7 separate regions of the Homo sapiens genome follow, and all the other regions are linked to region 3. The links are chromatin loops, found by intact Hi-C in ENCODE. Cell type or tissue: mammary epithelial cell. All regions are shown on one strand.

What was found. A loop is a pair of places that touch in the nucleus more often than their neighbours do. Peaks named below come from ENCODE experiments on the same cell type or tissue, not always from the same donor. Only the 100,000 strongest peaks of a DNase experiment are listed, where the experiment ranks them.
Region 1: a loop joins it to region 3, with 13 times the contacts of the local background. A loop is called at or near these places in 4 of 110 quality-filtered maps.
Region 2: a loop joins it to region 3, with 19 times the contacts of the local background. A loop is called at or near these places in 13 of 110 quality-filtered maps.
Region 4: it touches region 3 in a loop (7-fold over the local background); 3 of 110 quality-filtered maps call a loop at or near these places.
Region 5: a loop joins it to region 3, with 8 times the contacts of the local background. A loop is called at or near these places in 10 of 110 quality-filtered maps.
Region 6: it touches region 3 in a loop (4-fold over the local background); 2 of 110 quality-filtered maps call a loop at or near these places.
Region 7: it touches region 3 in a loop (18-fold over the local background); 6 of 110 quality-filtered maps call a loop at or near these places.

Annotation. Positions count from the first base shown.
Region 1 is chr9:74,005,434-74,009,433 of GRCh38, forward strand. No RefSeq gene overlaps it. Among named protein-coding and RNA genes, the nearest start is that of RORB, 490 kb to the right of the region's middle. In mammary epithelial cell, a CTCF peak has its summit at 1,717 (motif pointing left); no DNase peak of the experiment used is centred here.
Region 2 is chr9:74,377,590-74,381,589 of GRCh38, forward strand. The region is part of intron 2 of LOC101927358 (a long non-coding RNA gene); the gene reads left to right. Among named protein-coding and RNA genes, the nearest start is that of RORB, 120 kb to the right of the region's middle. In mammary epithelial cell, a CTCF peak has its summit at 2,314 (motif pointing left); a DNase peak (open chromatin) is centred at 2,312.
Region 3 is chr9:73,681,815-73,685,814 of GRCh38, forward strand. No RefSeq gene overlaps it. Among named protein-coding and RNA genes, the nearest start is that of ANXA1, 530 kb to the left of the region's middle. RefSeq lists an enhancer at 2,332-3,531. In mammary epithelial cell, a CTCF peak has its summit at 2,223 (motif pointing right); DNase peaks (open chromatin) are centred at 2,307, 2,647 and 2,977; H3K27ac peaks cover 2,462 bases.
Region 4 is chr9:73,198,800-73,202,799 of GRCh38, forward strand. No RefSeq gene overlaps it. Among named protein-coding and RNA genes, the nearest start is that of ANXA1, 49 kb to the left of the region's middle. In mammary epithelial cell, CTCF peaks have their summits at 1,293 and 2,083 (motif pointing right); no DNase peak of the experiment used is centred here.
Region 5 is chr9:74,741,016-74,745,015 of GRCh38, forward strand. It overlaps TRPM6 (transient receptor potential cation channel subfamily M member 6), which reads right to left. Exons shown (of 39, transcript NM_017662.5): 32 at 3,080-3,130; 33 at 1,546-1,611. Among named protein-coding and RNA genes, the nearest start is that of TRPM6, 140 kb to the right of the region's middle. In mammary epithelial cell, a CTCF peak has its summit at 1,989; no DNase peak of the experiment used is centred here.
Region 6 is chr9:73,742,271-73,746,270 of GRCh38, forward strand. No RefSeq gene overlaps it. Among named protein-coding and RNA genes, the nearest start is that of ANXA1, 590 kb to the left of the region's middle. In mammary epithelial cell, no CTCF peak of the experiment used is centred here; a DNase peak (open chromatin) is centred at 1,751.
Region 7 is chr9:74,279,977-74,283,976 of GRCh38, forward strand. No RefSeq gene overlaps it. Among named protein-coding and RNA genes, the nearest start is that of RORB, 220 kb to the right of the region's middle. In mammary epithelial cell, a CTCF peak has its summit at 1,908 (motif pointing left); no DNase peak of the experiment used is centred here.

The sequences.
Region 1 (4,000 bases), 320 kb after region 3:
TGTGTTTTAGTCATGCAGTACTTGCCCATGCCTATGGCCTGAATGGTATTTCCTAGGTTTTCTTCTAGGTTTTTTATGGTTTTAGGTCTAACATTTAAGTCTTTAATCCATCTTGAATTAGTTTTTGTATAAGGTGTAAGGAAGGGATCCAGTTTCAGCTTTCTACCTATGGCTAGCCAGTTTTCCCAGCACCATTCATTAAATAGGGAATCTGTTCCCTATTTCTTGTTTTTGTCAGGTTTGTCAAAGATCAGATGGTTGTAGATGTGTGGTATTATTTCCAAGGGCTCTATTCCGTTCCATTGGTCTATATCTCTATTTTGTTACCAATACTATGCTGTTTTGGTTACTGTAGCCTTATAGTATAGTTTGAAATCAGGTAGTGTGATGCCTCCAGCTTTGTTCTTTTGGCTTAGGATTGTCTTGGCAATGTGGGCTCTTTTTTTCGTTCCATGTGAACTTTAAAGTAGTTTTTTCCAATTCTGTGAAGAAAGTCATTGGTAGCTTGATGGGGATGGCATTGAATCTATAAATTACCTTGGGCAGTATGGCCATTTTCACAATATTGATTCTTCCTATCCATGAGCATGGAATGTTCTTCCATTTGTTTATGTCCTCTTTTACTTCATTGAGCAGTGGTTTGTAGTTCTCCTTGAAGAGGTCCTTCATATCCCTTGTAAGTTGGATTCCTAGGTATTTTATTCTCTTTGAAGCAATTGTGAATGGGAGTTCACTCATGATTTGGCTCTCTGTTTGTCTGTTATTGGTGTATAGGAATCAACATCATCCTGATACCAAAGCCTGGCAGAGATACAACAGAAAAAGACAATTTTAGACCAATATCCCTGATGAACATTGATGCAAAAATCCTCAATAAAATACTGGCAAACCGAATCCAGCAGCACATCAAAAAGTTTATCCACCACGATCAAGTTGGCTTCATCCCCAGGATGCAAGGCTGGTTCAACATATGCAAATCAATAAATGTAATCCATCATATAAACAGAACCAAAGACAAAAACCACATGATTATCTCAATAGATGCAGAAAAGGCCTTCGACAAAATTCAACAGCCCTTCATGCTAAAAACTCTCAATAAACTAGGTATTGATGGGACGTATCTCAAAATAATAAGAGCTATTTATGACAAACCCACAGCCAATATCATACTTAATGGGCAAAAACTGGAAGCATTCCCTTTGAAAACTGGCACAAGACAGGGATGCCTTCTCTCACCACTCCTATTCAACATAGTGTTGGAAGTTCTGGCCAGGGCAATCAGACAAGAGAAAGAAATAAAGGATATTCAATTAGGAAAAGAGGAAGTCAAATTGTCCCTGTTTGCAGATGACATGATTGTATATTTAGAAAACCCCATCGTCTCAGCCCAAAATCTCCTTAAGCTGATAAGCAACTTCAGCAAAGTCTCAGGATACAAAATCAATGTGCAAAAATCACAAGCATTCCTATTCATTCTTTTTAAAAGGCAAATAGCAGAAAGTTCAAAACTCAAGAAAAAGAATATCAGAAATGCCTTTCAACAGAGTTTCTTTACTTTTAAACAAAGATAATATTAAATAATGGTGAATTTTTGAATTGTTGCAAAGGCACAGACAGAATGAAAGATCCCCCATGCCCACAGTCCCCTCAACTCCACCACCCACAGGGTTATTATAAAGAGTGCTTGGAAATACATCCTCCCATAGTCAATTACTGCTCCCTGGTGGTGAGCTCGCCTTCTTTGATAAAGCCTGAGAAGACACTGTTATTAATATCCAATTACAACTTTCCTTTATTCAGTCATTGCTCTTTAAAATTAGGTCTTTCTCTCTCCTATTATAGATGTAACAAAAGGCCTCAAGAACGTAAAAATTTTCCTAACACAGTGGACTCTATAAAGACTATATGAGATCTGGCCAACTTTCTTCTCTGCACTTTTTAATGAGATATCTATATATATATATATATAGATATATATATATATATATAGTCTCATAGGAATCTAACACATATGTTTTGTAGAACAATATTCTCCCAATGAAAGTCACAAGTCCACCTCGTCACAGATCTAGGACAATTGTCATGTGGTTAAGGACCTAGAATTTCTTCTCCTCTTAAGATAGGGCCGAGGCGGGCAGATCACGAGGTCAAGAGATCGAGACCATCCTGGCTAACACGGTGAAACCCCGTCTCTACTAAAAATACAAAAAATTAGCCAGGCGTGATGGCGGGCGCCTGTAGTCGCAGCTACTTGGGAGGCTGAGGCAGGAGAATGGCGTGAACCCGGAGGCGGAGCTTGCAGTGAGCTGAGATCGCGCCACTGCACTCCAGCCTGGGAGATAGCAAGACTCTGCCAAAAAAAAAAAAAAAAAAAAAGATAGATTTATCCAGAGATTTCCTTACACACAAATATAATGTAATCTTCTATGAAGTAGCTATTGACACCTACATTCTGCAAGTCAGAAAGCTAACAAAGACAATACATTGTCCAACCTCGCATAGCTACCAAATATTAGATATAAATTTCAAGCCCAGTCTTAAGACCTTCACAGTATACACCCCACCTCCTATCAGTTCGACATTGAACCTGTTGAAACTGAAAGTTTTGTGAGACGTTAAAGTGGGTATATGCTGTATACAGTTGAATATAAGTCCAGAGCTTCAGATTAAGGCCAAGACTGGTGATACAGGTCTGAGTTTATCAGATCAGAATGTAATGGCTAAAGATGGGGAATTGTACAATATTGCCAGAGACAGTAGGAAATAATATTGTGTTTACAAGTAAATTTGTATGTGCAACGAAATAGTTCATTTTGGTTTCAGATCACAGCCATCACTGAAGGGACAGGGTGAGCAGTTTATCTTCTGTGATGTTCCCTGTACAAACTACATACAGAACCAAATACCTATTTCAATGAAAGCAGCCTACTTTTCTAGTCTTAATTTTGTAATCAAAATGAGTCAATTCTTTCATTCTGCTGCTTTTGAGGGCTCTGAGTTCAGTAGGAAAGTCACATTCTTTTATTCATACAAATTAAACACAAGATTATTATATCTGAAAGGTACTCATACATAAATAAATATTGAAATTTATAGCATTATTTGAGAATTGTAACAAAAAGATAAAAATATCAAAGCAGGAGTAGTTATATAATAGGTTTTAGACAAATGCAAGGTATTAATAGGACATTAATGACAACAGCCTTTCAGGTCACTATATATTTAAATGAAACTCACTTTTTTCTTGTTTTATGATATTCTATATTACCTTAATTATTTGATCTCTATTATTGAAGGACAGTCATAATTTCTACATCTAGCCATAACGCACAATGCTGTGATATGATTTTTGTATGTGTTCTTATATAAAATCATTTTACATTCTGGTGCTATTAACTAGAGACTAATTTCTTCAAAGTGGGATTTCTGGGTCAAAGAGTATGTGAGATTTTCATTTAAATGAAATTGCCACTTTTACTTTCATATAATATTTTAGCTAGTTAGCCTTTAACAAATAATGTAATGGAGTACCAATATCTTTTTCTCTTTTCTTTTTGATCAGAACCCTTTGTTTAAATATTTGTCAACCTAATGAACAGGTGAAAATGGCAACATTATTTTGGTTGCATTGTTATTTTAGTTTTTTTTTTATCATGCAGCCAGAGTACTTGATAATTGCCATTTTGATTTCTTTTTATGTGTATTATACTTTTATGTGATCATTTATCTATGGGAAACTGGATAAAGGAGGTTTCTTTTCCATTTAACATTTATAAGGCTTTTCATATAACTGAAAAGTGTACAATGATCAGTCTCTCATGTGTATTGCAAATATTCTCCCAAATATTTGTCTTTTAGTTTTACATTTTTATTGTATTCTTCTTGTGGATATTTATCTGTGTAAAATATACATGTATTTGCTATGGAAACTAGAAATCCATAGGTATTCTCTTATAAGTAGCCAACTCATGGTAGTACTTATTAAATAAATAATTCTTTT
Region 2 (4,000 bases), 700 kb after region 3:
ATGAATAAGGAAGGCAGATAAGTCTAGACCTCATGGAAGCTAGCTATTGATCAAAACAGATTTCAAAGGCAAATGAGAGCTTGGAAGAAGTGACTTTTCAAAACTGGAGAACGACTAGTAGGAGACTGGCCTTGCGCAGCAGTTGATGGACCACTAACATACTTTACCTAAAGTCATCTGCCACCCACTATGAAGTAAAGCTGTGATGCAAAGCTACCATTTCCTGTCCTCTCCTAAATAGAAATAAAAGGAGATGATTTTTGAATGAATGTCCCACCTTATTAGTTGCCATCCAGTGAGCATCTACCATAAGCCTCGTCTGGCCCTGAACTAGAAACTTCATGCATCTTTCTTATTCTTTCAATGAGGCTGATGTTATTGTGCCCACTTTTTACAAAGAATCCAAGAATCAACTGAAGGAACTTGCCCAGTGCCACAGACTAAGCTGAGTTCCACTCAGCTCTATCTGACACCAAAGCCTATTAGGTGCCACTGTCTATGGCCTATGGTTTTCCATGAAGTCACTGAGCCTAAGTAAAGGTAAGAATCAAGCTCCATTCCTTCCTTTGTAGTTTCCACCTCTTTTCTTCTTCATTTATCCCAAAATAATCACACTACCATTTCTACAAAGTAATGCACCCTGGCATATCAGTTACATATCTGTTTTAAAAGAATAAAAAATTAATAAACAAAAAAAGAAAATATTAATTTCAATGCAATAGCAAATAGTTTTGTTATTGGTTGCTCTAAAATTTTCTGAAAAGTAGCCTGTGGAGAATATTCCCAATTTTACTCTCTTTAGCTTCGTTCTCTTCCAGCCTAAAATCCTCAAAAAAAAAGCTTATGTTGTATTTTTTTCCAAAAACATTTACTTTCTTACATGAAGAACACAATTTTGAATATTTGTCTCAAACTGTTGTAAATAGAAGCTTAAAAATAAAAACAGCATCTACTATACCCATAGCCTCTATAGTGTGGCACTTTCCTATAGAAAATGTGCTGAATTTCAGTCAAAACACATTTTTTTCCTTTTAGTATGTGACTTAAATTGATCTTTTCTCCTACTAGTTTTGCTGAGAGTGAGATTATAATCAAATGTTACATAGCAATAGTCAAATGTTACAGCACACCATGCCTTTCATCACTGTAGCCTATCCAAGTGTTTGTCCCGAGGTGAATCTGCCTTTTACTATTGAAAAATTGATGCCGGAGACAGTTACACATCTTGCCTGAGGCCATGCAAAGCCAACAGTAGAAATACGAAGTTAATCATGGAATCAAGTATCCCTTTTTCCCTTGTGTTTACTCTTAGATATCTCTACTCCAAAAACTTATATTTTTAAGAAAAAAATTTTTATTTAGTGCACATTTTCTAGTAAGTCCATTATTTGGTTGTAAACTTCTTGAGGGAAGGAGCAATTCTATTGATTCTTGGTATTTAGCAATGTACATCCAATGGAAATTTGTTATAATTACATAATTAATTATATGTCTTCCTTTCCTTATTTCAGAAAGTATTTAGAGGAGCTTTCCGGAGCATGTAAACTTAGGATATAAGCATATAAACTTAGGATATGCTCTTTCCAGAGCATATAAACATATACAATATAACAAATTAAAAGTGAAAGTGAAATATAATGTAAAATATTGTGTGAGATGTAGAAGCAAGATGAAAGGTAAAGCCTGGGGATGCGGCTAAAATGTGTTTACAATCTTGCAAAATGTTATACCGGCTACAAATGGCTCCCATATTTACTTCTAAACTTACTAATAGCAAGTAAGAAAAGGGGAATTAGATCAGTTATCCCATTCACAGAAACTGACTACTCAAAAAACCACCTACTGCCTAAGAGAAGGAATCTTCTTGATACAACAAGCAGATACATACCCTCCAATCTACTGTTACATATGTGTTAAGTAACTTGTAGTGATTGATTTTGTTTTGGTTTAGTTTGGCTGGTTGGTTGGTTGGTTTCCTACACATTTCTCTGCCTCTAGGAACTTGGCAACTTACTAATACATTTACTAGCTAGTAATACCCTAAGCTAAACAATGTCTCTTATTCATAAATTTGTTTAACAATATCAAATCATGTCCCTTGATGGCTGGTGAAATGCTAAAAATTGGCAGAGTGCCGTGATTACAGTCATTCCTAGGATTTGATCAATAAGAAACATTCTGATCTCTGTATTGTCTACCCATTTCTCTCTTGACCCATATAGGTTCTTAATCTTCTAGCCTTTCCTACAAAATCTGTTTCTGGAATTCCCCTGACACAGGTAGGCAGCAGCCAAGAGAGAAGGCAGTAGTGCCACCTGGTGCTCAAAGAGATCAGAGCTTGTACATACCTACTCTCCCACTTTCTGCTCCTCCCACCACTTCTAATAAGATTGCCTATAAACAGTACCCACCCCCTTCTTGGGCCTTCCACACTTAGCCCTCAGTATGCATTCTGCAATGCCTTCTCCCATTCATTCTCCCTCCCAGGCTGCCTTCGATGCTCATTTTATCAGTTTTCACTTGTAAACACATTGAATGGTGGGAGGAGAGTCACATGATGTGAGTAACCCCACAATCCTGGCTGGTACCAACTCCAGTGTTAAAATATAGATGTACCAAAGTAAAAATATTTATTGCATTTTTGGGCATTGAACATTGAAAGGATTCCAAATATCGAGGACCAGGGAGGAAATAAGCACAGATGCCGCCATTTGGTGGGTTGTTGTTGTTGTACATTTCAGAGACAAAATACAGTAAATGTTTTACAGACATAGTTGCATTACTATGCGTCCCCTGACATACTGTGCTTGTCACTTTATTATTTAGCATTTATGCGGTATTTTATCTGTCCTATATTATCTTTCACAAGCCTATCAAATAGACTATTTTTATTCCTATGCAGAACCTTGTCACAAATGACCAGACATGTTAAATTTCCCTCTCATCATACTGAAAGTTCCCAGTGAAAGCTGAAGGAAATTTCAATGCCTTGTCCTTTGCCTTCTATCAACTGATTCATGAAATGACCACTAAAGTCCTAATAATGTATGAGGAAAGGAAATAGATATAAAAATATAGGTCTGTATTCATGGAGCTTTCTACTCTGATGGCCTGGGGATTCCTGAGCATCAAACGAAAATTTGTATCACAATGTGAGTGTCCTAGCTAGGTTAATAGACTAGAATTAAGTTATGCACCATAGAGTATAATCATTTGTTGTGTTTGTACTAAACTCCTGAGTATGGCACAAGAGAGAGGGAGAGAAAACAGAAAGAAACAGTTTAAATGTGCAGCTAATTCCCCACACTGTTCCTTTCAGTGAGCATACACCCTACCGCATGCGTGTGACAGAAGATGGCGGTCAGTGGTTCTCAGCCTTAGCTCCTCATGCATGTACCTCTCAGTGTGGAGCACTGAGTACGTGTCTAGTTTTAAAGACACTATGTGTCTTTATTATATATAACCACGAAACATAAACTACACATAATCCAACTGCTTTACGTGTGCTTAATTCATGAAAGCGCAAACTGGTCCCAATATCTGAGGGAAGCATGCTCTATGTAGGACTCACGGAGCAATAGTATGTCAGTCTCAATGTGGCATCAATGTAGACTTAACATGTTCTATTTGATGGGCTATTTAAGGTATTTTCAAGGGTGATATAACTATTTGTGATTTCCACTTTATGCCTTAATTTCAGACCCTGACACCCAAGGAGATGTAACTCAAATGTTAAAGTTGATCTGGGGGAAGGAGGAAGGAGTGTGACTTCTTGCTTACATGTGTCAGGGAAGGTCTGACAAAGGAGATGGCCTTTAAGTTGAGTCTTAAAGAATGACTGGGATTTGTCTAGGCTAGTTGGGAGGACAGAGTACTCCAAGCAGAGGAAACAGCAATCTGCAGAGGCAGAACTCTCTAAGTGATGGCATTTTCTAAGTATTCTAAATAATTTGATATGGTCAAAGGTTAAGGTACATGAGATGCTGAAACTCTATTTTTT
Region 3 (4,000 bases):
AGAATTTGTATTCTGCAGCAGTCAGGTGAAATGTTCTGTAAATGTCAATTAAGACATTTGGTCTAGTATGTAGTTTAACTTCAGTTTCTTTTTTGACTTTCTGCCTGTATAATCTGTTCATTATTGAGAGTGGGTGTTGATATCCCCTACTATTATTATATTGTACTCTATCTTGCCTTTAGATTGATTTATGTTTGCTTTATATAGTTGGGTACTCTGGTCTTGGGTGTATAGATATTTATAATTGTCATATCTCCTCCTGCTGTATTGTTGACTCCTTTATCATTATCGAGTGACCATTTCTGTCTCTTTTTAGTCTTTAACTTTAGTCTATTTTGTCTAAGTATAGCTACCCCTTCTCTTTTTTGCTTTCTACTTGCATGGAATATCCTTTTCTTCCACCCCTTTCTTTTCTGTCTATGTGTGTCTTTATAAGTGAGGTGAGTTTCTTGCAGGCCACATATGACATAAGAAACATGAATTTTGTTTCTTTATTCATTCTGCCACTCTGTGTCTTTTAATAGAAAAATGAGTTAATTTACATTCATTGTTATTATATATAAGTAACAACTTACTACTGCCATTTTCTTACTTGTTTTTCAGTTGTTTAGTAACTCCTCTCTTCCTTTCTTTCCTTCCCACAGTGATCCTTTGTGGTTAAGTGATTTTCTCTGGCAGTATGTTTTGATTTTGTCTGGCAGTATGATTTTTTTTATTTTTAGTGAATCTATTATAGGTTTTTGCATCTGTGGCTTATAAAAATCCTCTTAAAACAAAATCTTTTAAAAATATGATCATTTATTTTAGATCTCAAAAAATCAGAAACAAACAAGAAGCTAAAAAAATTATATACTTTAGGTTCATCTCCACCACATTTCGACCTTTGGTTATCTCAATTTACATATTTTTATATTGCCTGTCTCTTAACATGTTCCTGTAGCTATTGTTTTCTATAGATTTGCTTTTTAGGCTTTATACTGGAGTTATGAGTAGATTACACAGCACAATTGCAATATTAGATTATTCTTAGGTTGTCTACTTAATTTTACCAGTGGGTTTTATGTTTCCAAATGTTTCCTCCTTGCATGTTAGTTTTGCTTTCTTTAAGATTGAATAACTCCCTTTAGCATTCCTTGTAAGAAGGGTCTGGTGTGGTAAATTATCTTAGCTTTTGTTTGTCTGGGAAATACTTTATCTTGTCTTCATAACTGAAGAATAGGTTTGTTGGATAAAGCATTCTTGGGTGACAGGTTTTTTTTTTTTCTTTTCTTTCAGCAGTTTGGAAATGTTTTTCCTCCCTCCTGACCCACATAGTTTTCATTGAAAAGTCTGTTGCCAGACAAATTGGAGTTCTTTTATATGTTACTTGCTTTTTTTCTTGATGCTTTTAGAATCAACTGTTTGTCCCTTTGAGATTTTGATTATTACATGCCTTGGGATAGTCTTATTTGAAAAACCTTTGAGATTTTGATTATTACATGCCTTGGGATAGTCTTATTTGGGTTGAATCTGTTTGGTGTTCTCTGATCTTCCTGTACCTAGATATTTATATTTTTATCAAGTTTTGGAAAGTTTTTTTCTCTTTTTTTGGCATAAGCTTTCTACCAAGTGCTCTTGCTCAACTTTGTTTCGAATACCAATAATTCTCAGGTATAGTCTTTTGAAGTAATTTCCTATATTCTGTAGGTAATCTTTGTTTCTTTTCATTCCTTTTTTCTCCTCTGATGATGTAATTTCAAATAGCCTGGCTGAGCTCAGTGACTCTTTCCTCTTGTTGATCTGTTCTACTATTGAGAGCCTCCAATAAATTTTTCAGTCCAGCAAATAAATTTTCAGTTCTGAGATTTCTGTTTGATTTTTGAAAATTATTTCAATCTCTTTGTTAAATCCTTCTGATAAGTTTCTCAATTACTTTTCTGTTTTATCTTGGAGATCACCAAGTTTTCTTACAGCTGCTGTTTTGAATTTTGGGTCAGAGAGTTCATAAGTTAGTCACTTGTTCCTTGCTTTGTCTGTTTGTGGAGGTCATGGTTCATTGTTTGCTGATGCTTCTAGTGGGTGTGTGTCTATGCATTTGCATTGAAAAATTAATTACTTATTCCAGATTTTTTAATTGGCTTGTTTAAATTTTTATTTGAAGTGTTTGCTTAAAAATTCTTAATTTACCCATTGAATTTCTTGTATTTTTTCCACTAGGTCACTGCCTCCTTTTTGGCACTAGATGGCATCTTAAGTCCAGGTTTGCTTCAGCTTTAGCAAACAATTAGAGCACTGCCCTGCTGGAATGGATGAGATCCCAAAGGGGACATCCCAATGATACAGGATTTTTCTCTAGCTCAGCTAAAATCTGGGTTCTTGTCTCATGACCAGGAAAAATTAAGAATACAGACACATTGAAAGGTGAAGAAAGCAGAATTTATTAAAAGAAAGCTCTCAGCAAAAAAAGAGAGGGTACTGCCAACAGGCTCCCAACTCACAGATGGAATACCAGGCCACCACACAGGAGCTGAAGGGGCCAGGCTTCTCCTCCCTTCATAAGGGGTAAATTTCAGGTGGCTCCACCCCATTCTCCCAGTGTGTAGGTGGGCCTTTACTCTGAGTCACTCAACATTGATTTATTTACTTTACTGTGCATGAGTTAAGAGACAGAATTTTGTACCCTGGGCATGTTTAGGCAAGCCCCCTGTGCACAATGACCTGAGTGGCATTTGGCTGCCTCCTGTCTCTATCACCAGCAGTGTTAAAAGGTTGGCTAGGGGTTTGTGCCCAGGGGATTTGTGGAACATACCTTCTACACCCTGGTGTTAGTGAACAGCCACTCTTATTTGGTGTCTCCTTTAGCCTAGTTACAGAGCAGTATTTCCCATGCTGGGGATGGTAGTCCCACCTCCCAACTTTGTCTCTAGCTGTCTTCAGGGCTTTCTCTCCCCTCGGGCATGCTTCCCGTGGTTGAGGCATGAACAGATCTCCTGCCAGGGAACACAAGATGGTGAGTAATCTGGTTGTCCACCTTTATCTCACTTTTTCCAGTGTAGAAATCATGAGTCAAGGAAATTTTCCGCATGCTTGGGGCCAGGTAGACTGGCAGAAGGGGTGTCATGGATATGAAAATCCTATTCTTTGACTGTCTTCTTGGAGTATTTTTCACTCCTCTGCAGCCCAGGGAACTGATTCATCCTAATATTTGAGTTCTGGGATATGGCTGGTGATAACTTCACTGATGTGTATTTGGTTTTGGTTTTCTGTGGGGTGGAGTGGGTGAAGCCAGCTTGCATCTACATCACCAATTTGGATCGCTGCTAATTTATTTTTAAGAAGACTGGAAAAGGGTACTTTACAAATAACAAACACAGGAAAAGGTGATTAATATTGTAAGATGTTAAGAAAATTCAAATCAAAACCACATAATAGGCCGGGCGCAGTGGCACATGCCTGTAATCCCAGCACTTTGGGAGGCCGATGTGGGTGGATCATGAGATCAGGAGTTCAAGACCAGCCTGGCCAATATGGTGAAACCCCGTCTTTACTAAAAATACAAAAATTAGCCGGGCATGGTGGTAGTCCCAGTTACTTGGGAGGCTGAGGCAGAAGAATCACTTGAAACTGGGAGGTGTAGGTTGCAGTGAGCCGAGATCGTGCCACTGCACTCCAGCCTGGGCAACAAAGCAAGACTCTGTCTTAAAAAAAAAAAAAAAAAAAAAAAAACCCAAAAACAAACCAAAAAAAAAAAACCACTCATAATAAATATATTACTACATTCTCACTGAAAATGACCACAAATTTTTTTGCAAAAACTGAAAAAGCTGAATTTAATGAACCACTGGAACTTGCACCCACCAATAATGGAGAATAAGTTAGTATAATTACCTTGAAAAACGTATTGGCAGGATCACTTATAGTTAAAGATATGCTTATCTAGTGACCTAGCAATTCCACTTGTATGTAAATATCCAAATGAAATGAAAGTTATTGTCCACTGAAAACATATAAAGACATATTC
Region 4 (4,000 bases), 480 kb before region 3:
GAGATCATCTGTGAATATGTCACTGAAGAACCATATTGTTCAATAGGGGTGTAGTTCAAGAAAGTACGATTGCCATATTTTATTTAAGGTAACTGCAGCCTAATCTTTTCATAAAGTAAAGAAAGATGAGGAAAATGTAAACATAAAGGCTACAATGTGTAAGAAAAAGTATAATGTCCAAAAAGTCTAAAAATGCCAGGCTCAAAACCTGTCCACATAAGCAAGACTCCAGATCTTGAGAATACAGTTACTTTATAACCTAGATTTGTACATATGTATATGAAATGTACAATTCATATGTACTACCTTATTAAAAAAGAGAGCTCTAATCTTTGTCTCATCATGGCACTCCTTTCATTTGCTTCATAGCACTTATCACAAGCCATAATATTTTTTGTTAAACTGTTCATTTTCTGTCCAGAATGCAGACTCTTTGAGAACATCTATCTGATTTGATCACTGTTGCATCCTGATTACATAGTGTCCAAAAAATATATTCTGAATTAATAAATTGAACAATTTACTTAATGAAAGTATCCCTCAGTTTACTCCTACTGTATGCATAGGTTAGAATAGTTAAGGTTAGAAGGATTAAATTAGATAATCTCAGTAAAGTTCTTACAACAGAGACTGGCACATACAAACATATTTTTCCCTTTTATTTGTTGCTATTAATCTTATTAGTGTTATTATTAAGAGAAAGAAGCCAGGGAAGGGCACTGAGAGGGAGGATGGAAAGAATAAAGGAAAGAAGGAGTATAGAAAGAAAGAAGGAAAAAAAGAAAGGAAGGAAAGAAAGAAGGAAAAGAAAAAGGAAGGAAAAAAGAAAAATGGAAGGAAAAAGGAAAGAGGAAAGAGGAGGAGGAAAAGAAAAAGGCAGGAAAAAAGAAAAATGGAAGGAAAAAGGAAAGAGGAAAGAGGAGGAGGAAGAGAAGGAAGGAGATGGGGAAAGAGGGAGGGAAGAAAGTATTGGACAGAAAAAAGTCACCGGATTTTGACATAAGCTGGATAAAACACTTGTCCAGGCCACAAACTCGTTCAAATTCTTAGATACCCTGACATCAGATTCTTTGGGTAACATTCCAATATTAACATATCAGAAAAAAAATACGTTCAATTTTACATTAATCAGTTGGCATTCTGGATTGAAAGATCGGACTCTGTTGCATCGAGTTACTGGACTCAGTCCCTCTGGAGATACCAAACTGCCATGGCACACAAACCAACCTGGGGTTCAGGGGCTCCGAGTACAAGCAGCAGGATTTGAAACAAGCTGAGACCGTGCGCGTGCTGCCATCTAACGGGCTCTGCTGTGTGCCCAGAGGCCGCCTTCACTCTCCTGGTTTTTCTACCTTGTGACTCCATATTTATATTTACCTAAATAAATGTGTGAGTACAAGCTGTATAATTGGAGATGAGTAGGAATATTAGTTAAAACAATTTCCCACTTGCATTAACAATAACGAAAATGCAATCAAGAGCATTCGTAAAAGACAGCCTTAAATAACTGGTTTCATGTTGCAAGAGCTTTTTATGATTGAGGTTGCAATAAGTTATAAAATAGGGAAAACCTTAACATTCTGCTTTAGCCTTTATTTTTTCAAAGAAAAATATTATTTCTTTGTATATACGTGAAAAATGTATACTAGTTTACTGTGGCGTAATTGCTATACCATTGATGAAAAAATAGTTTTATGAGAGATGAGAAATTGGCTGAGTAATTTACTTCTTAGATCGAATATAAGTCCATATAAAATTCATTCAGCTTGTTATTTCATTACACTTTGTCACTACTTCCCTCCCAATACCTTGCAAAAGAAAAAACCATGAAAAAAATTATGGACAAATTCTGTGTACCCAGGTATCAGGTGACAGTGGAAGACAAACTTCTTTTGAGGTAAACAGAATTACTTTTTCCCTTGCAAAGGCCATGGGATGGGTCCAATGTGATATGACGAACATCTATTCTTCTTGGGAAAACATTTATATTGTGAAGGTAAAATACAAATTACGTTCTGAGACAAATTTGTGGCTTTTTCTCAACTGACAGTAAAGACAATTAAGGTAATTTTCACCACTAGATGGAGATATTGCCATTTATAGGAGAGAGTAATGTCTGGGTTGTGTATTTTTTTTTTTTTTTTTTTTTTTTGCACTCAGAATCAGAGAGATTATATATGTCCTCTGTGACCCACTGCGTGCATTTACTATCACCCACCCTCCCTTCCAACACACACATACACATAATAGTGAGCTAGTTTGAAAGACACAGAGCAAAACTAAGACAACACGCCATCTCATGAGTTAATAATGGATTGGCCACAATGGAGCTACAAAATAAATTCAGAGTGAAATTTCCAGCTATGAGTCTGACATTGTAATTACGGGAGTTGAGTGCAGGTTTCTCTCGAAGCATCAAAGCATTTCACATGGCTAGGATAGAACCATAATCCGATCAGCTGCAACTGCCACAGCAACAGAAGGACCCTAAAAATAGGACCCCTATGGTAATCTGTCTGGATTACTAAATTCAGTGACGGCTTGGCAACAAATCAGGGAAATGTTTGCGGAAAAGGATTTAAATATATCATGAAGTTCTATCTGCATTATGGAGAAATCCATAAGGCCCCCAATTCCAAGCTACTGCTTCAGGGCTGCTTCCAAACAACCCAGCTCATTTTGTCAAAACATCACCTTTCTGTCATGCCTTTTGCAATTTAATCATCTTAAATCCATTAGTGGGGGCAGGGGAAAAAAAGAGATTTCAAAGAAGGCCTACCTACACCATTCTCTGGTACCTAAGTTTTACGCCACGGAGTCTTTATAAATATAATTTTAATTTATTAATGGTGATAGAGAAATTAATTGGGGACAATATGGATTCTTATAAAAATATTATTTAAATAGGTAAGGGTAAGATTTTTTTAACTATGCAAAGATGCCTGTGACATATTCATAGGTAAATAAACAGAAGGTAGCTAAATATCTGGGGTGTGTGCTCAGTTTTACTAACTAAAGAGAAAGATATTTTTGTTGACTATGGACTGATTCAGAATCTAGAATAAAGCAAAGATACAGGTACTCTGGTGTACATATTTCTCAGCATTTATGGTTAATTATTTTATGGGCTCTCATTGAAGTTTTCTAACATGTCAGGGAGTTGCACACAACTTCTCAGCCCTACATTCCCTTTTCAGGTCTAGAAAAGCTCCCCAAGGTTACCTTTGCCCAGGCCTCTCATATTCAGAATGTTTCTATTTTCTTTCCACAGTTGCCACAGATCACACTCTCCCCATTTCCTCAGGATCCTATCTTTTTCTCTCCCAAGATGCTGCAGCTTTCCTATCCCCTCATTCTGGATACCCCCAAAACAATCCTATAGAACAATCTTTTTTGAGTCTTTCACTGAAAAGCACTTAAAAGGATTCAGGAAGTTAATAAATAGCAAATATAGGAAAGCTACAGAACGTGCAGGCAAGATTTCTCTTCTAAATCCTCTATCTGCCCCTAGAGTTTCTTGTATTCAAAGTCTATAACCCTGAAAAATCTTAATCTTTCTTTTAATTGCTATACTATTTCCTAAGACATCAAGTTGTGTATGCCAATGTTAATTTCACATGGGATGATATTCTTTGCAAATTGATAAAATACCTGGAACTTTGAACTCTGACTCAAGTTAGCACTCCTTTTGTTTTTAATACATGTATCTATTTTGAGTCTTATTATTTTTTGTGGGGTATTTTGGGGAGAGGTGGGAGATTTCCTTTACTAATCAGAGTCAGATGTTCTGCAACTATTATTACTTTTGCTTTAGCAAGCTCATCTACTTTCAGAATCTTCTCAATACTGGAAATTTTGATACCAACCAATAAAAGCAGACTCATCATCCATACGAAATTATGCATGTGTGAAATAGGATAATGAAAGATTGTCAAGAAGCACAAATTATAACCAACGTGTAGCAAATTTTCATAACCCCGTGATTTTAATATATAAGCAA
Region 5 (4,000 bases), 1.1 Mb after region 3:
CAGAAAAATGGGGATGAAAATACTGTTCTCATTGGGCTGTTGTAAAGGTTAAATAGGCTAACATGTCTAAAGTGAATTACAACCTCAGATACAAACTCAATCCCACTTAAAGGATTTTAGACACAAAATACTACTTAACTGCTACATAGCTTCCACTTTTAGGCTGTTGAAGAGGGAAAAATTCCTGTTGAACCTAAACACTACCAAGTCAGTGTTTAATGTTTCTTAACAGAGCAACATAATCTATATACAACTTCTGTCCAGCCCCAGCTGGTGTTTCATTTCCCCCTTACACCTTTGCTTCTATATATATATAGAAGCATATATATATATATGAACACGGTACTGGTTTACCAAGAAAGGAATCCATTCTCTCCCTCTTGCATCTAATTCCTCACCAATAAACACATCTAGGTAATGCTCAGTAACAACTTTTCAAACCTTTCAAATATTTATTCTTGGTGCCCAGATAAATGCCACTGAAGATCTCTTTGGAGTTCTAAATCCCTAGAGGCTTTAGAGCAGAGCTATTGATTTGCAAAGCCAGCCATGGGGCCAAATGGAAGGGGAAGGCATCTGCATTAACAATCAGAAGCCAGGCCGGTGCGGTGATTCTGTAATCCCAGCACTTTGGGAGTCTGGGGCGGGTAGATCACCTGAGGTTAGGAGTTTGAGACCAGCCTTAGTAACATGGTGAAACCCCATCTCTACTAAAAATACAAAAATTAGCTGGGCGTGGTGGTGCACGCCTGTAATCCCAGCTGCATGAGAGGCTGAGGCAGGAGAATCACTTGAACCCAGGAGGCAGAGGTTAGAGTGAGCCAAGATCCCGCCATTGCACTCCAGCCTGGGCAACGAGAGTGAAACTCCATCTCAAAAAAAAAATAAAAATAAAAATAAATAAATAAAAACAATCAGAAGCCAACCTGGTCTGCCCCCATGTGAACAGTGTGAGAAGAATCAAGATCAAGGACACTTTGGGGACCCTTGCTATATTGTCAACTTGCTCATGTCTTATCCTGCCAGACAGAGAAATTTTGATAGCTTTAGCCAGGGTGAGATTGTTTTTCTTTACTACTCCAGACTTTTAAAATGACATTTGCAGTCTGAGATAAGAGCAATTAGTGTACACAAAACAAAATAAACAAAAAACAATACACAAAGCATTTCTCTTCAGATGCCTGTTGGCTTTCACCATATTGACATTTATCGCTTTCTCCTGTGCTTATTATAAATGGTTGGTTTGTTCTTTTCTTTCCTACTTACTTCCAGCCTTGAGTCAGTGAATGCCAGGTGCAATATTATTGCTTTCTTCCCAACTGCTGCTCATTATAGGTCTTATTCCCATAGTATTAGCTTTTGTCCCTGAATGCTGGCCATGACAGTTAACAAGAATTTCCATTTTAGGAAATGAATCTCACTAAACTACAACTATCAACAAAACAAAATTTTCAACTAAAATAATGCAATGTGGTTTCCTTTGATTCACTCAGATTTTATGCCTCTGTCCTGGCATAAACTCAAGAAGGTAGAAATGCTACTCACCAAACAGTTGGACTGGTGTAAATGGTATGGTCTGAGAAAGCCTCATTAAATTATTCCTTTCAATGGCTGCAAACAAAAACAGATTTTCTATTTTAAGTATGCATCAGTGGCTGAATTTACAGAAAGCCTCTCCACATCAATATATTCATATAATGCTATTTAATTTCAAAGACCTCTTATTTTTGCCATTATCAAAAATATAATCTATAATACAGTCTTAAAAATAAACTATGCCTTAAACAGGAAAGAAATCCCAATTTTAGAGGCATTTAATATGAGATTATGTCACATGGTCTGAGGTAGGACTATCACCTCCACTCTCCTGAATACCAAATCACATACTAATCCATACATATGTGGAACTTTCTTTTAAATGGCATTTTAATCCGTGGACTTTGGTTTTCCTTTCCGAAGCAAATCCAAAGCACGGTGGGCTGTGGGGACACCTACTGTTCACTTTGCACAGTTCATCTTCTTTTTCCAGAGAGAGCCGAAGACCGATTTTAATTAGAAGCGAGTGATCTGCATTTTCCTGTTAAGAGCTATAGCCTAACAGATCAGAGTCAATATGAGTTACAGTATTCCTCACTAGAGACTTTCTTAAGTTGACAGCTGGAGTCAAAATAATAGATTACTGCCGAGCTGAAAGACTCAGTTGTAAGAGCCTGGGTTGAGGAGTCTGGAATCCACTGCAACTCTATTCACTACAAAGGAGAATTCAGGATAAGGCAATCTATTACTAGACCCTGAACAAACAACCTTATATAATTATAACAGTAATTATCGCACCAATAAGCTCTTACTCATGTATTGAGCTTTAGATTTGTAAAAGGCTTGCCCATGTATTATCTCATCCAATGCTGAGAGCAATGACTCCCAAGAAACCATCCAATGGCACAAGTCCAGTTGGTTTTTATATTGCTTTGCATTTCAAAGTGTTTTCCTCTTAATTCTCAACTAGCCCTTTGGCAGACTGTTCCTCAGGAAGGGCAAGTACAATTATTCCCACTTTGAAAGAAAGACAACTGAAGCACTGTGAAGTGATGTTGCTTAAGAGAGTCAAGACCCTTGACATCTTTGTTTAATAACATCTTTGTTGAACTCACTTTGTGGGGTTGGCCTTCATTCAGTGATCATACTCACTGAGGCCCCATTGAGGGTACAAAACCCTCCCTCAAGGAACTACTTTCAGGTCTGCCTTTTCCCCAGTCCAAAACATTGAGATCTCTGGCTTGGGGCTGCTTTGAGCGTGCAAAGAATTTTTAGATTTCAAGGTCATCTTTCTACTTTGCAATCTGGAACTTGAGAATGCAAACATTTTGCAAAAATGCAAATTCTCTTAAATTCTGAAAACTTGTTTTCCCAAGTCAATGGCAAAGTTAGAAATTGGAATGTTCTTCCCATCAAAGTGAACAATAACTTTTCAAGTCGCGAGCCATGTCAGTAACACAGAATTTGTCAGTGTTTCTGTTTACAAATGCAGAAGCACAGACATTTAGCTCAGCTGACATGTCTATGTGCATATGCATCCTACCTGAATAATGATGGTGAGGCTCTTGAGGGCTTTTTAAGGAGGCTGAGATCTCTGAAATTAGAGAGGAGATTGGCATTTTAATTACATGGCTGGAGATAAATACATGTTTATGAATATATTGCCTTCAAAGTTATTATTGAACAGGTTAATCAGAATGGCTTCTCAGTATTCGAAAAAGCTTGCCTAATATTTTTTAACCACAGTATTGCGCATGGTATCCTGACAGCTTCCAATCATCAATGTAATATCTCCAAACATATTTATATAGGGAATTGAAGAAAGGCAGGTAATATTAGCCTCAAAGATGTATTTCCTCTGAATCAATTACACCTCTGGGTTGCAGAAGGCACTCAGCTGCCCATCATACTTCACGACATCCCAGAAGCATGATTCTCTGAGCTCCCTACCAAGATGCAGTGCCCGTAGAAAGACAGTATTAATACCAAGTTATTAACAGACTACTTCACTGACCTAAAATAACAACAAAATGCTGAAAACACATTAAAAGCTATATACTGGAAACAAAGAAGAGGGTGGATAATATAGCACCAAGAGATTTGTTTGGTTATACAAGGACTATGTGTTGGGAACACCTCTTCCAAGTTTAACTCATTCTCTTCTGTCTGCTCCAGTCCTAAATTACAAGGCTCTAGAGAAATCCCTTGCAACAGTTTTGCTATTTCATAAAATCAAAATTAAAGTGGAGAACTTTGGTCTCATGATGGCAACTGTTTTATACCTCGCAGAGTAAGCAGCATAATGAGCCCAATTTCGCAGATCTCTCTGGGTTTTTGTTGCTGGATAAGGAAAGGAACGAGAATCACTTCCTTTAGGGAGTGTTGGCAAAAAGTAAGATCAGCAGAAAAGACTGTTTCTTTCTGAAGTCATCAATAAAAACAAAAAGTATTCCTCTCCCACTAT
Region 6 (4,000 bases), 60 kb after region 3:
GCTGGGACTACAGATGTGCGCCATCACACCTGGCTAATTTTTTATAGAGATGGAGTTTTGCCATATTGCCCAGGTTAGTCTTGAACTCCTGAGCTAAAGCAATCCACCCACTTTGGCTTCCCAAAGTGCTGGGATTATAGATGTGAGTCACTGTGCCCAGCCAGAATTCTTACGGATAAGGTATAATGAAATTTTTCTAGTATGAGATTTATAAGGCCAAGAACTTACTATCTTAATATTTTCCCCTGAAAATAACACATTAGCCAACCATATTTACATATATCTTTATATCTCTGATCTCTTTGGCATCATCTTATGTGTTCCTGGTCACTGGGTGCTGCTGCTGAAGTCTACAGCTAATAAATTTATAATTGGATTTCTTGCTGGCAGGGCCTTTGCTGGCATGTAAAATCTAGCAGAAAGCAAATATTTTATTACACGATATTACATATCATCATCATTGCATCAGATGTGAATTGGAAACAAACTTGAAAATATTCATGCTCTTAATATACTAGTAAATTTGACACGAGGTAGTTTAAATTTTTTAGCTAAATTTTTGTCATAGTATCTATTACCAACTTTGCCTAGTAATTTTTAATCTTTGTTTTAATAGCAAAATAAATAAAGCACTAAAAAGAATACATTTAACATTGTTAATAGACCTGAATAAGCAAATATTTAAAATAGCATTTTTGTGGATAGTTATTAGGCATATACTGTTAGCATTCATAGAAACATCAGACATGATTTAGACCAAGAGAAGCGAACTCAAAGAGGCAAATTACCCAACAAGTGATGTAATAGCAGGTAAGTGGCCCTACTAAAAGGTGAGGTAGAGACTGTGGCAAACAGCAGAGTTCATGCCCCTGGAGAAGGGACAACTTCTATTCGGTTCCAGTTAATTGTTGCCAAACAGACATGGCAGCTCAATATGGCCAGTTCATTCAATGTTTTGAAAGAGCGATAACTTTTGATTTTATGTGAAATCACATTTTGAGAATTGGCAACTAATTTTAAAAAATAAACACTGTGAGTGCTAAAGAAAGTAAAGCAAAACAAAATATTCACAGGCCTGATAAAACTCATAGTCTGACAGTTACTCATCCTTTTTAGAATAACATGTTATTGTCAAACATGAGGTTACTGATGCCCAGAGAAATTTAGTAACTCACCCAAAGTTAAAAATTACATTATGGCAACCTAGGTTATCCCAAATTACCATATTCTCCTAGTATGAATTCATATACTTACCCTATCATTCCTGAAACAATTTGTAATTAGGTTATAGCTATCCAACCTGAATTAAGTAATTTTGCATGTGTATGTGTTGCACACTTGTATGTTGGTTAAGTACTTTTATATACATTGTGCTGAGTTCCTATACATTGCCTCATTTAATTCTCTCAATTAGCATCTTCATATGAGAAAGAAAACCTGGAAACCAAATCCTCGTGTACTATAAAACAATGAATAAAAAAGAGTATCAGGAACAAAGTAAGGAAGTTGTTAAGTTTAGGACCTAGAATTGGCTCTAATATGCTCTTTAGGTGAAAGCTTGTTATATTTTTCATACGTGGAATTCATTAATTTCTTATCTGAAAGCAGAATTTGGTAATTATCAATAATTAACCTCCATAAAGTTACTGCTGCTGATTATTTAACCTATCTTTATGTTGATTTGCTTTGATGACTAAGAGTTAACCAAGCTGAGGCAGTTATAATGTATCTTTTCTTCTGTAAGAACAAGTCACCCTTCAATGATTCATTCATATATTCCCATCTTAATAGCCTTCTTACTTAAGGCTTCATCATTGGTCTGCTTCTCTAGTAAATACTGTATACTCACTTATGTCATCATTTAGACAATCTCTCAAACTTTAAGTTAATTTTTTATCATACATTTTCTTAACTCATCAAAATATGCATTATATTGATTTTCAATTAATTTATGTTGAAATGAATGAGATAAAAATGTGGAAAAAATGTTATCTAAAATGAAACAACAGTATAGGATGATTAACATGATTAACGTATTAGTCAATTTAAAATTCCACTGCTATATTGCCATAGCTATGGAAATGTTGTGATATGTTCATTCTACTAAATCCTAATATTTAAATGTGTTTCCTGGAGTATTGTGTTAGGCCATTCTTGCATTGCTATAAAGAAATACGAAAGACTGGGTAATTCACAAAGAAAAGAGGTTTAATTGGCTCACGCAGTTCCACAGCTGTACAGGAAGCATGATGCTGGCATCTGCTTGGTTTCTCAGGAGATCTCAGGAAACTTACCATCATGGCAGAAGGCAAAGTGGGGGCAGGCAACTCGCATGGCCAGAGTAGACGGGAGAGAAGCAGAGAGGTGCCATACACTTTTAAATGACCAGATCTTGTGAGAATTCACTATCATTAGAAGAGCACAAAGAGGATTGTGCTAAACTGCTCATGAGAAATCCACCCCCATAATCAAATCACCTCCCACCAGGCCCTGCCTCTAACATTGCAGATTATAATTCAGCATGAGATTTGGATGGGAACACATATCCAAACTATACCAGGTATGAATCAACTACACATAAAAATACAAACTTTGCAGTCACAACTTCATAGCACAGAACAATACCTCACACCCAATTTGCAAATCACAAAATTTGCTGTATGGTATATACTTTCTGGTATATAGTCTACAGGTATTGCTGAGAAACACTCTTGGTATTGTTAAATGACTGGTAAAAGTAATGCTTAGGAATTTCTCTCCCATTATAGAATTATTTGCTATTCATACAATATTATGGCTCATAACAACGTCATTTGGTATTCAAGCATGTCATATGGTCCTTCGTAGGTGTTCATACACACCTAAAATTAATTACTCTTTTTCCTCTTTTTGATGATAATTTAATGTGAAATACATTTGCACTAACAGAGCATCTACAATCCACCTGGTACGTGGGAACAAACACCATTCTCTAGCATCTGGATTATTAAGGCAAAGAGTTGTCTTTATAAAATTGTAATCTGGTTATGAGGATGAGCAAAAGCCTACAGAAAAATTGCATACCATTATAATTAGGATTCACTTAAATTAATATGAACTATATAAGTGAGATTTTGAAATGTAATATTGAGTGAAATAAAACGTGAGATGATGAAGTTTGAAGCTATTTATGTAACCTTAACATAAAAACACACATAACAATAATAAAACTTTGTAAGATTATAGCCACATACACACACATATATAATATACACGCATATAGTACCTAAAAATAGATTGGAAGGGTTGAGGTTTTTTTTTTTAAATTTCAACTTTTATTTTAGATAAATGGAGATGTACAGGTTTTTTACGTGAGTATACTGAGTAATGCTGAGGTTTGTGGTACAAATCCCATCACCCAGATAGTGAGCATAGTACACAATAGGTAGTTTTTCCACCCATGCTCACCTCCCAGATCTCCCTCTCTAGTAATCTGAACTATCTATTGTTCCCATGCTTATGTCCATGTGGTACTCAATGTTTTTTTCCCCACTTATAAGTGAGAACACGTGGTATACTGCTTTCTGCTCTTGCACTAATTCACTTAGAATAATGGCCTCCAGTTGCATGCATGTTGCTATAAACAATGTGATTTCATTATTTTTTATGGCTGCGTGGTATTCCATGGTATATAGGTACCATATTTTCTTTATCCAATCCACCATTAATGGGCACCTAGGTTGATTCCATGTCTTTGCTATGGTTAATAGTGTGGTGATGAACATACAAGTGTATGTGTCCTTTGGATAGAATGATTTATTTTTATTTGGATGCATACACAGTAATGAGAGTGCTGGGTTGAATGGTAGCTCCATTTAAGTTCTTTGTGAAATCTCCACACTGCTTTCCACAGTGGATGAACTAATTTATGCTCCCACCAACAGTACATAAGTGTTCCCTTTTCTCTGCAGCCTCTCCAGCATCTGTTGTTTTTTGACTTTTTAATAATGCCATTCTGACT
Region 7 (4,000 bases), 600 kb after region 3:
ATATTATTTCATCCTGTTAAAGGAATCTTAAGCATTAACATGCTTGAAAGCAAGATCTGTATCTAAATAAAGTCCCTTTCGCTGCTCCTCCAATCATGCCTAGTTTAATAGGTGCTCAATAAATAAGTAGTTGAATGACAGGATGATGGAGTAAAGCATCGCTTTGTGTCCAGGTGTTATCACCAAATTACTATTGCTTTGTTTTACAAACCTATGATTCCTTTGTTTTGAGACCATATGAAATATATGTTCACCTCGGCCGAGCGCGGTGGCTCACGCCTGTACTCCCAGCACTTTGGGAGGCCGAGGCAGGCGGATCACGAGCGAGGTCAGGAGATGGAGACCATCTTGGCTAACACGGTGAATCCTCGTCTCTACTGAAAATACAAAAAAATTAGCCGGGCATGGTGGTAGGCGCCTGTACTCCCAGCTACTCGGGAGGCTGAGGCAGGAGAATGGCATGAACCCGGGAGGCGGAGTTTGCAGTGAGCGGAGATGGCGCCGCTGCACTCCAGCCTGGGCGACAGAGCGAGACTCCGTCTCAAAAAAAAAAAATTGTGTGTATATATATATATATATATAGTCACCTCTACTCATAGCAGCAGACCATGGTCAATTCTGAATCACTGAAAAGTGACTGTCATGGTACGATTTGAAATTTAGTTATAAACAAGAAGACTCTCCCAAATCTTCTCATAGGTCAACAATCATAGAGCTAGAGGTCCCATTTCAGTTGCCAATATTCTACCCTTCAAAGGAAAACATTAAGCTTTCAATGGCATTTTTAAAAGGTGCCTATACCTAATATAAACAAAATATTAAAATATTTACTAAAGCTTGAGTCTTATACATGGATAAAGGAGAACACTAATGTAGAGTGTCTTTGCAGCACAGCTGCTAGGTCATTTCAGAAAATATGGGTCTGACAGATGGAGAGAAACTAGAATTAAACCTGCAGGTATTTCATGTTCTTTCTCAAGTCATGTTTATTTTAATTAAATTAGGGAAAAGAGAGTCTCATTTCTTAAAAGGAGAAGTCTTAAAGGACTTTCATCTCCCTACCATTTCTTTCCCTAGAGAATTCTGAATGGGGGCAGGGTGAGGTGGGGGAGGAGAAAGCCTGTGGCATTTTATGATTGGAATGAATAACTTTCAAAGGGAATGATATATTTCTTTTTCCAGAAATGTTTAACAGATTATGCTGTATAAGCTGTTAAGGTAAAGAGTCTTCAATTTGGAGGTAAAAGGCAAAGAGAGAAACATAAAACCAAATTAGGTATCAAACTAATTAGAATCAAGTAGTTCTTGCCAATAAATCCTGTATTTGTGTCTGATTCACTATATCCACGTTATTTTTAAAAGGGAATTATCTAATTATCCAGCAAGATATGAATTTATAGACACTTTGACCCACTTGTGAAAAATGGATTTATAGACATCCATTTCCTCTGCTGTCAGGAAATTTAATCTTACCAATCCAAAGTAAATTTAGTTTCTTCTAGTTTTAATTCCATTCCATCTAGGTAAATATTCTGTCAATTCAATATTTCTCCTCCACATTATTCTTTCTGTCCTGGCAGGGAGACAGGATGAGAGAGGGTGATCTACATTTCCCATGTCCTGGTGCTCTCATCAATAATCATTATCATCAATAATCACTTTTGTAATGCATCAGGAACTGTTTAAAATATTTTTTAAATTGTCTGCCCATTTTAAAGATTAGGAAACTAAAGGACAGAGAGATTAAGTGGCTTGCCAGATCTCACAGCTGGTAAGAATGTAAACTTAGGCACTAGGACAGAGGCCTTTGATTCCCCATCACTCAGCATCCCTGTACCTGATTACTGCGGTCAGGAGCCATCTTGGCTTTTTGGGACCCATGCTGGCCATACCTGCACTGAAGCTTCAGACACTCCCTCTGCTGGCTGGTGACAAATTCAGTGCAGGGCACTCTGCATCTTCCTTTCTTTAATCAGGATCTGTTCTGTCTAAAACAAGAAAGCTTTTCAATAAATGGCTAATAAGATTTGTGGTTGAATAGTAGGTTCAGATATTAAAATCTCAATCTGTGTGGTCCTTTTCCCCACACACACTATGTATTTTTATTATTATTACCCATTAAAGCAAGTAACCTGCTCTTGAGGAGATTATAAGATTCCTGTATCTTGAGGAATGGTAATTATAGAAATCGCAAGTCTGTCTGTACTTTTTCCCTCAAATGGCTACACCATTAAGAAATGTAGGCTGGGCGCGGTGCCTCACGCCTGTAATCCCAGCACTTTGGGAGGCTGAGGTGGGCGGATCACAAGGTCAGGAGTTTGAGACCAGCCTGACCAACATGGTGAAACCCCATCTCTACTGAAAATACAAAAATTAGCTGGGCGTGGTGGCGCATGCCTGTAATCCCAGCTACTCAGGAGGGTGAGGCAGGAGAATCTCTTGAACCCAGGATGCAAGGTTGCAGTGAGCTGAGATCACACCACTGCACTCCAGCCTGGGCAACAGAGCAAGACTCCATCTCAAAAAAAAAAAAAAAAAAAGAAAGAAATGTAGAAGCACCCTGAATAGAGGCAGGGAGTTCAGGAAATGCAGAAAAGGCACTGGGTTACACGAGAAAGAGAATTTGTGTGCTGCTCTTAAGGAGGTGACAAGATTTGAGAGAAGTGCTTCAAACTAGTGTGGCCACAGACAGCCTTTCAGGGAGCTTCAGGTCACAAGCATGACATAAAAAGAACAGGAGATGCCAGGACTGAAGAGGCCATGTGGGCAGGAGCAAGGAACATCTCAGCAGTTGTCAAAGCAGACAGATGGCTGTAATGACTACCAGGGGCTCTTACCTCTAATGTCTTATATCTGCAAAAGGCCCCAGATTCATGGCCCCCACCCCAGTGGAGAGAGGAAAACCTCAAGAAAGGGAGAAAGAAGTCAAGCTTCCATCATCCCAGCAGGAAGAGTCCTCAGAAGTTGGCTTTTATGTCATTCCCTGGTAAATAAAGATGTGGAATATCATGTGGACACTTCAGTGCATAGATTGAGTCACCCCTGCTACCTATCATTACAATTTCTGAATTTGAAAGTGAGCATGTGTATGTAACTGCCAAGAAAATACAGAAAGAGCACTTAAGAAGATCATTTTTAGAGATAAAAGCTCATTTTCTCCAGTACTTGGAAATCTTGGTGAACTAGGAAAGATATTTGAAGAGATAGATTGGTTTTCTCACATTATACATACATCACCTATTAACTAGCAGGAAGTGGGAACTTATAAAAGCCTGGCGTCACACCCTGACTTGGGTCAGCTTCAAAATTAATCTCTTTTTTAGTTAGTTTTTATCTTCATAGATTTAGGAGGACGAGTACCACAGTTGTGTTCCATGGATATATTGTGCAGTGGTGAAGTCTGGACTTTCAATGCAACCATCACCCGAGCAGTGGGCATTGTACTCAATCAATAGCATTTCACCCCTCACCCCTCTCTCACCCTCCTGCCCACTGTAGCCTAAGTGACATCATCAATACGAAGAAAGCATCATTCCTGATCACAAGCAGTTCCACTCCATTCACTGGAAGTTATCTGATACATACATTTTATTGGTGGTATTATTAAAAATATATCTGTATATTGTATGTCAGAAGATTCACTGAAAGCAAATTCAAAAAACCCTCACAAACACTAACCTAGGCTCTAGGAGAATAAATTAAATATCTATAGTCAGAGAGACCAAGGATCAAGAGATCAAATATTATCTCAAGTGGAATTAATTATAGATTAGAAGAAATGAACATTCCTTACTTCCTATTCTAAGTCCAATGTCATTATGATTCTTTTGTGTCCCTATTTAGGGACATGAAAACAGGTAGACAAAAATAATCATATGTATATGACTATCAGAAGTTGTATCTTTGGATCCCAGATATTTTATTATCAAAGTTTTGTTTTTTATTACTTTCCTCTATGGTCAATGAAACCCTGAATTATTACATTTACAATATTATTATT